2 separate regions of the Mus musculus genome follow, and region 1 is linked to region 2. The links are chromatin loops, found by intact Hi-C in ENCODE. Cell type or tissue: heart. All regions are shown on one strand. Each heading gives the region's core, and the rest is flanking DNA. Links, peaks and the distances in the headings are about the cores only.

Region 1 (4,384 bases), core at 93-4,092, 110 kb after region 2:
TTAACATGATCAAGATAACCCTCCACAGAATTGCCTGTTTCCTAGGTGATACCAGATTCAGTCAAGCTAAGGACTCTAACCATCACACATACCTACGTAATATGCTTATACCCATCTATGTGGCAGACTGTTTTAGTTTGCTCAATAAGTAATCGTATGAGATCTGAGCACACAAAAGTACCTATGGCAGAGGTCGTTCCCACAGAGTGGGAAGAGTCGAACCTGCTGTGCTGAGCATCATCAGAGAAATAGTCCCGGGATGCAGAGAGAGCAACTGAACTGGAGTGAAGGGTCAAGGATGGATGCTATCTGGGAAGGTCCCCTATAATATGGATGAATGGGAAGAAGGAAAACTATTCTAAGGAATGGTATACAAGATGGCAAAAAGATCTAAAACTCCATGCCAGAGCAAGGGACCCTCAGTGGTAGAGAATGCCTGGATCTCAATGCACAAGACTAAGCGATGGGAGAACGGGTGTGGGAATAGCACAGAGCTAAGATGTGCTTGGTGTCTAAAGTGAGGGAGAGGTGCTTTATCATGGCAGTTATGGGTGCTACTGCATAGGTTCAGGTGCAGCGGCGACACCCTCAGAGTCACATTTAGAAGGTTCCCATTGAGTGGAGCAGTGAAGCTGAGGTGAAGGGAGGCTGACAGAGCAGGGTGAGCTACATGAAACTGTAGCCAAGATGAGGGGAGATGGAGGCCTGAGCTCGGGCGGTGCTAGTGAGAAGGAGGGACGAGTGAACAGTCAAGTGTTTGGAGGTTGCTAGCTAGCTAGACATCTGTGGTCAGTGAGTGAGCAGAAGAGGCAAATCAGTATTGGGGCTTGGGTGGATCACGAGACCGTTTACCAAGCAAAACCAAACCCAGGCTTAGAGCGGGAGATTTTTCTGATATGTGCAAGTTGAGCTGGACCGCAACTCAAAAAGAGTTTCTAAGAAGCGTTTATCTGGGAAATAGTGGGAATTCCAAGGGTGACCCACACCTAACTTGTACACTAGGAGATATCAATGTATGGCCAGTAATGATGCTCAGGGGAGGACCCCCGAGGTAAAGTGCCAGGCATCAGTGGGTATCAGGTATCAGTGGGTATCAGGAGGTGAGAGAAACTCAAGAGAGGGAAAAGTACAATAGGCTGCTTAAGATAAGAATGGGAGATGCCTCAGGGCTTAAAAAAAAAAACAGCTGTGTAACCATGGTAACTAGAGTTCAGGTCCTAGGACCCCTGCAACAAGCCAGGCATGACCTCATATGCACGTGTGATTCTATTGGTGACAAAGTAGGAAAGCTCTCTGGGGTTTGCTGGTTGCCAGCCTAGGCAAAAAGTAACATGAGCTACAGGAGAGACCCTGACTCAAGAGGACAAGGCAGAGGCACACACAGAGAGAGAGAGAGAGAGAGAGAGAGAGAGAGAGAAAGAGAGAGGGAGAAAGAGAGAGAGAGAGAGAGAGAGAGAGAGAGAGAGAGAGAGACAGAGACAGAGACAGAGACAGAGACAGAGACAGACAGAGAGACAGCGACAGAGAGAATGGGAACATCTTCACTGGATCTAACATGGTAAAGGCAGAAAAGCTATATGAAAGTCAGCCTGAGGAGGCTGAAGAGTGAGGAAGCTGACAGGCTAGGTGTAAGGTAATTTCTCAAGAGCTGTAAAGGTCAGGAGAGAAAACCAGAAGAAATGGCAGGGAACATTGATACATGAGGTTTAATTATTTGTCCTGCTTGAGGTTCAAGTCGGTAGGCTCGGGGGCATGTTTACAGTACACAGAGGAAGAGGCAGCAGGGTTGGATGGAGATGCAGTCCTGACAGCGGCCCAGCATCTCCTCCTAATATCCTTCCTGGTCTGCATCTGAGCCCTTGTGGTTCTCCGTCATCACCCTGCAGCTACCTGTACCATACAGATCACCACTAGGGGGCACCCAAGACAGGCACAGATGTTTGCTGGCGTTGACTCAGTTGACTCCTGCTGACTGCCAGCTCTGCATGTTGGTAGACTCCAAATCAAAGACAGCTTATAACGGCTCCTCACTTCACCACCTCCCCTATTTGGCCACACCAGATGGGGTTAGCTTTAGAACTCCACGAAAGAGCCATGGATCACGTGGCTTGAGTGGAGGCAGAGCAGACATATCCTGGACCTAGTTCCTCCCTCCCCCCACCCCCAACTGTCTCTTTACAGTGACTCTCTAAGGTGAGTGCTATAAGGCTGAGCCTTTTTGTCTCACCTCAGATCCTAAGTACAAATGTGTTGCCTGGTTTTTTTTTTTTTTTTTTTTTTGTTTGTTTTTTTTCTGAGTTAAGGTTTCATGCTCCCAGGCTGTTTGAACACATGCTATGTAGGATAATCGTGAACTTGTGATCTTTCTGCCTCTACCTCCTCAGTGCTAGGATTACACATCTGCCCTATCACAGCATACATATATACACATATATACACAGCACACATAGACAACACGAGGGTTCAGACCCAGATTTTTGTGCATGCATGCCAGACAAACGCCTTACCTAAATGTTGTGTTCTGAAAAATTGTCTTGATGCAGTGGTAGGCCAGACCACTGTATCTCTGTTTTTATTTAGATAAGAATTTATTAAGGAATGGATTCTTAAAGGAGGCATGCATTCCTCCCACACTGGAGTTTCTAGAGAGGCCATTTGTTTCTTCTCCTCGGCATACTCAACAAGGTCTGGCACGAGGCACTGAGCTAACACTTGAGAGAATGAACAAGCACTCCTTCAATTAGGTTAAAACAGGAAGCTGTCAGGGGCCGCCTACACTTGCTGCAGAGATCCAAACCCCACTTTTAGTTCTTGGCAGGAGCCAGATCTCTCAAGTGACCTCATATGGCCCAAGTTCTGAATGGAGGTAGAGAGAGGCTGAAAACACCTCTCTCTCTCTCTCTCTCTCTCTCTCTCTCTCTCTCTCTCTCTCTCTCAAGTCAGCATTTCCTCAGAAATGTCCAAAAGCAAAGCTCTTCCTGGTGTGCCTGGACATGGGCAGAAGGAAGCAACTTCTAAACGATTGCTCAAGACGAAGTGAGTTCATTACGTCTTTGGCTCCATTCTGCAGGCCTTGTTCTTTGAGTCTGGGGCACTTAGTCGGATTGATTCAAAATGCCAAACTGTAATGGTTTCGTGTGTCACCAGCTCTCTTCCAAATCTGGGTGAGAGGCAGATGGTGGGAAATGGGCACCGCAGGATCCGGAGCAACCAGTGCCCTCCCCTGAGAGGTCATTTAGAAGCACCAGAGCTGACAGTGGCTCACACTTGGCCAACTCAGCACTGTGCAGAGGGCCCTGTGCTGCCCTTTGGTGGCAGACTGCACTAAATGGAGTTGTCTCCTCCCAGGAAGGCAGTTCCTTCATGCTGAAGGCTAGCGTCTTGGGGGCAGAATAACCCAGTGCCACATTTCTTCCTGCATCCTGTGTGCCCGTCCCTGTCACCATCATCATATGCCATCCCAGCATCTGTGAGACTCACCACAGACTCACCTCCTGATTCCCTCCCACCCGACTAGAAAGAAAGCCAGCAGATTAGTTCCCTTGCTGTTGCTATGATAAAACACCGTGACCAGGGTAACTTATAGAAGAATTAATTTGTTTGGGCCTATAATTCCAGAGGGTTAGACGCCATGATGGCAGAGCAGAGGCAGCAGGTAGTGGGTATGGCAGCTGGCACAGACAATGAGGGCTCACATCCTGAACTACAAGCACGAAGCAGAGAAAGTGAACTAGAAGGGCAGTATGGCTCCTTAAACTCTCAAAGCCTGCCACAGTGACATATTTCCCCCAGCACGGCCATACTTCCTACTCCTCCCCAGGCAGCACCAACAACTGAGGACCAAGTGTTCAAACGCCTGAGATAGATGGGGTTATCTTACTCAAATCACCGTAGCCAGGGTCTCCAAAGCACTTGACTTTCCCTGTGGAGGGTGAGATTTAGCCATGGAAGAACATGAGAAGTCCATTGTGGTTGTTGGCTTCCCATCTCTGGGACAGAAGACCTGAGATAACTTCTAAGGAAGAAAGGAATATTTTTGTCTCATTGTTTTGGAGTTTTCAGGGCATGGTTGGTTGGTCTATGGCTTCCGTCTGGCAGCAAGATGGATAAGAGGGGAGGGTGTGGCACTTCAAGAACCTTCTCACCTCTTGGCATCCTGGAAGCAAAGAGAAAAAGGGGAGGGAGGGAGGGAGGAAGAATAAGAATGAATGAATACCAGAACTCTACTGTCCCCTTTAAGGCTGTGCTCCCAGTGACCTATGACCTCCCGTTGAGCTCCACCTCTTAAAGGTCCCATCAACTTTCCAGTAGTGCCAAGCCAAGGCCACATCTTTACTACCTGGCTCTTTTGCAGGACATTCCAGATCCAAACTACAGAGCTGAG
Region 2 (4,384 bases), core at 296-4,295:
AATGGAGCTACTGTGGGCCTCTGTGGCAGGTGCGGTGCTTCCTAGTCGGAAACATTGTATCTATTGGTAGTAAGCGCAAGGGATGGTAATAGGACCAAGTGCCTGCTGTCATTAATTTGTGCTTATTTTCTGCTACATCAGTGGCTCATTGTGGATTCTCATGATAACAGCTGACTGGTTGCCAATCAGTCAGCTGACAGCCTGGATCCACTTAAGCCTTCTTTGCACTTGCCTTGCCTGGATAGTCTCATTTATTCCTACCAGTTCAGTTGCTCACCACAGTTATTACCGTGATTATAAAATGTCCCATTAGTTTAATAATACTTGGGTGCTGAGATGGGAGGAGAGAATGATTCCCCTCCCCCTTCCATCATGTTATGTGTACACTTACTGTAAGTCCCTCCATGTAGGTTCCATCTAGTGAGTTCCTGGACTGCCTGACTTACTATACAGTTAAGCTTTGGGGAAGGCAGTGAAAAACGTCTCCAGTACTGACTGCTTCCTGGGTGGGTCGTGACTGGACTTTGCACTTGCTGCCACACCCACTAAATTACCCTGTAGGCTATGGGCACTGGCAGCAACTGACTCACCAGGGCTGCAGTTCCAGGGTCTAGCTCAGAGTCTCTTCTCTGACTGCATGTGGAAGGCTTTCCAAGGTCCAGATTTTTGTCTGTTAAACAAAGGGCACAGAACTCCTCTCCAGTGAGGAGGGGATGCAAGTTGACAATGTGTCCGCCTCTTAGATCCTCCAGTTATTAGGCAGAGGTGGAAGCAGTATACATAGTGTGCTGAGCTGACTGTGATCAAGTGCCAAAATGTGCAGGCCAGACGTTAAGCATTCTGGGTGGTCAGAACCCGGAAAGATTGATGAGCTGAAGGCTGAGCTGCTGGAAGAGCCAGGCCTTACGTTTTCCCGTAGTTCCAGCATATTTCAAAACTTAACATGAGGCTCATATTCAGGCTTGATAGAATGGAAAGAAACAAAAGAAAATTGACCTTCCTACAGAAATTCTGGGAAAAAGAACAACAGGAACATGGATAGGGGTGGGGGAAACTCTGGGAAAGGCTTGGTGGCAAGACAGAAATTAAAAGAAAAAAAATATTGAGGGGGAAATATACTCAACACCAAAGTTACCATACCATTTTATCTCTGTTTAATTGTTACCACTTTGTGACAGTAAGTAAACCTCCATTGTTGAACCACCAGGAATTTGTTTATTTTGGTCTTTTGAAACAGGGTCTCCTGTAGCCCAAGCCGGCCTTGATCTCTGTTTGAAGCCAGGGACGGATGACCTTGAGCCCATCCTGCCTCTACCTACAGAGTGCAGTGGAGGTCACCACGCCTGGCTGGGAATACAATTTTAGGAGTCTCTTTCGGAAGGGTTCACACCTGGCCAGTCAGTCGCATGTCAGTTGGCAGAAACGAGAAACGCTTGTGGAAATCAGAACAAGCTTAATGTTCTGCACCAGAGAAGGCAGTTTCCCCAGGAACATCTGTGATTTGTTTTACATATATTAATGAAAGGCCCGGGCGACGGAGGGGGTCACTGGATACCAGTGAGCCTTTCTGAATGTCTGATTCATCCTTGGGACGTTTTAAACAAGGAACGCTGATTTTCCCCCCAGAGCTGTGGAGTCTTTTGTATTCAAATCCAAAGCACAAAACTCTATTGTGGGAGGAAAAAGAGTCTTTAATGGAAACCCAGTTGTGTCCACTTAAAGCAATGAATATAGTCTCAGGCGGCAGACATACCATTTGAAGCACTACGGCTAATAATAGATGGTGTGGGTTTTCTTTTCTTTTCTTTTCTTTTTTTTCTTTTCTTTTATGGGTACCTTAGTTGGAAGTTGTTCTAATTAGTACCACAGGGACCCTGGAGAGGAGGGAGGTGGGCCAGGAAGGAGGCAGGCCCACCCAACTACAGGGTGGTGGGTTAGAGAGCCTTGTTGAATTTGATGCTTGGCTGAGAGTCCCTTGCCAACTCTCCCAAGCACATCAGGCCTCTGGACCATGAGGGGGTGGGAATTCACTGCCTTTGAAGCTCTTTCATTCCTATCTGTGTAATTATTTTTAGCAAGGGCTAAGCAGGTGGCTGGTGGCATGCTTAGCTGGAGACCAGAGGGTGTACGTGTGGGTTGCTGGCTGCGAGACACTCGTGGGGATTCCACCGCGAAGGAATGCCGGGCGTCCCGGGATAGGGCCCAAAAGATGAGGTTTCCAGACAAGTCTTCCAGGCCAACTTTTAAAGGTCGGAGGAAAGTTTTTCGAGGGCTGGGGGCCCGAGGGGAAGGCTGAGTGGGCTCGGGCGTCTCCTCCCCTTTAAGCGGGTGGCCCCAGCGCCTCCTCCGTTACCTGGAGCGGGGAGGGGCTTGGGAAAGTTTGTGTTTGTTGCTGGCAAAGCGCCGGGTGGGAGGCGCGGGCGGGCGGACGCCACGGCTCTTCCCTTTTGCTTTCGGGAGGCGGTCCGGGTTGCTGCGCCCTGGGATCGGCGAGGCCGGCTCCGGGGCCCGGCGGCTGGCGGAGGGCGGGAGAGGAGGAGGAGGAGGGCCGCGACGAGCCAGGTGCGCACGTCCGCGCCGGCGCTGGGCTCGCTCGGCCAGCGGGGAGAGCGGAGCAGGCGCGCGGCCCGGCGGAGCAGCCGACTCTGGAGCAGCCGGAGCTGGAGGAGGAGGAGGAGGAGCGGCGGCGGGGAAGGAGGAGGAGGCGGAGAGTCGCTCCCGCCGGCCGAGCATGGGGCGCCCGGCGCCGAGGCCGCTGCTGCTGGCGCTCCTGTCGCTGGGTGAGTGCGCGTGGGGCGCGGCGGGGCGCGGTGGGGCGCTGGGTCCCGGGGGGGCGCGGCTGCCGCTCGGGGCCTGGGGCACCCGGGGCGCCCGGGGCGGCTCCCGGGAGACCGGGATCCGGAGCGCCGGGCCGCCGGCCGGGCGGGGAGCGATGTGGGGCCGATCTGAGCCCGGTGCACATCCTCCTGGGCCCGCGCTCCCAGTAGCCGGAGCCGCCCGGCCTGACCGAGCCGGGTCCTCACGTGTGCCGGGGGAGTGGCTCGTGGCCGGTTCTCCCACAGCGCTCTCTACCTGTTGGCCACCGTGAGCCGGGCTCACCTTGAACTCCCGGCCCCGGAAGGTGCGGGCGGCCCCGGCCCGCGTACCCGGCTGGGCGGAAATGTGAGCCTTTGCTGTGTCCCGCCATAGCCGAGGCCGGTCGGGATCGCTCTTCATTCGCTAGCCCATGCTGAGTTGCTTTTCCAGGGAAGCAAGAGAATCCAACTTCCTTCCACGAAGGTCACTGGGTAGCCCAGCGTTACTGTGACAGTCTTGTACCATCCCTGCCATCTAGCCAAATCTGCCTCAGTGTTGCCTTCCAGCGTCTCCTGAAGCTAGCTAGGCTCGGATTTATACACAAAGACCCGAGAGCCCAGCTTTTCCAACTTTTCTACCTGTTACTTCCCTCGTTACTGCCCCCTTCTCCTTTACCCTCTGGAAACCCTTGGTGTCTCTCAGTGGTTTGGCCCAGTATCCCCTCACCCACCTAAGGAATCTTTCCTGGGCTCCCCCCCCCTCCATTTTCCATTCACTCCTTACACAGACACCATCTTCACATAGATACACAGGGTGATCTTAACCAGCCACTTGATGTATTTATTTAATGCCTGCCTTGGTTCAGGAAGGCAGATCCCCAAGTGTGGTTATATGCGTGGTTCCCTGTGACCAGTGGCATCTAGGACAAGCAGAATTCCAGACCCAGCCCTGGGTTCCCTTCCAAGCCCCTGCAGACGATGTATCTCAAGCTTTCCCAGAGCACGTGGTGTGTGTTGCCTATCCCAGCCTGGCCTCAGCTGCACAGGGGCTAAATGACTGCACTTCTGATGGTGTGAGGATCCCCGTGGGGACCTCCTGCCACCACTCCCCTTCTGCTGGCATTAGGACTTTACTGTCCCAGCTCCCCATGAGTCCTGGCTGCCTGTGAACTAGCCTTTCTGGCTGCTACTGTGATACTTCACCTCCGAGGGGTTTTCTGGAAATGACTCCCTCTAAGAACTCCCCTAGACATAATTCTCCAGCCACAACCCATGTACAGAAAACATCCAATAGTCTTCTGTGGTTTCTGATCTGCCAGGCATCAGTCTTTGCAAGTTGTGTATTTGTTGCATATTGCTGGGGACAGTCGCCACCATTTAATTGGCTTATACGTCTGGGTCAGGCAGGGCCATGGCCTATGGTTGCACAGATTCCTGGGGCACCACTCCCATCTGCTACTCACTTTGTGGTTTATGTGACTGACTCTCCCTAGAGTGGTCAGTGTGTAGTCTGTGGATGTACCAGTTGAGAGGGTAGCGTGAGGTAGAAGTTTAAAAAGGATGCCCTTGGGGGCCTAGGGTTGTAGCTC

What was found. Hi-C counts contacts between places; a loop is a spot of excess contacts. Peaks named below come from ENCODE experiments on the same cell type or tissue, not always from the same donor. Only the 100,000 strongest peaks of a DNase experiment are listed, where the experiment ranks them.
Region 1: it touches region 2 in a loop (2.0-fold over the local background); 2 of 42 quality-filtered maps call a loop at or near these places.

What each region holds. Positions count from the first base shown.
Region 1 is chr3:100,996,731-101,001,114 of GRCm38, reverse strand. All of the region lies in intron 8 of Cd101 (CD101 antigen), which reads left to right. Among named protein-coding and RNA genes, the nearest start is that of Ttf2, 29 kb to the right of the region's middle. In heart, for the core only: a CTCF peak has its summit at 1,910 (motif pointing right); DNase peaks (open chromatin) are centred at 1,894 and 2,754.
Region 2 is chr3:101,108,488-101,112,871 of GRCm38, reverse strand. Ptgfrn (prostaglandin F2 receptor negative regulator) reads left to right here and starts at 2,706. Exons shown (of 9, transcript NM_011197.3): 1 at 2,706-2,780. The coding sequence starts at 2,732. Gm52612 reads right to left here and starts at 3,906. Exons shown (of 1, transcript XM_030252967.1): 1 at 1,132-3,906. The coding sequence starts at 2,962. The coding sequence ends at 2,321. In heart, for the core only: no CTCF peak of the experiment used is centred there; DNase peaks (open chromatin) are centred at 2,471, 3,081 and 3,791; H3K4me3 peaks cover 2,521 bases; H3K27ac peaks cover 3,172 bases.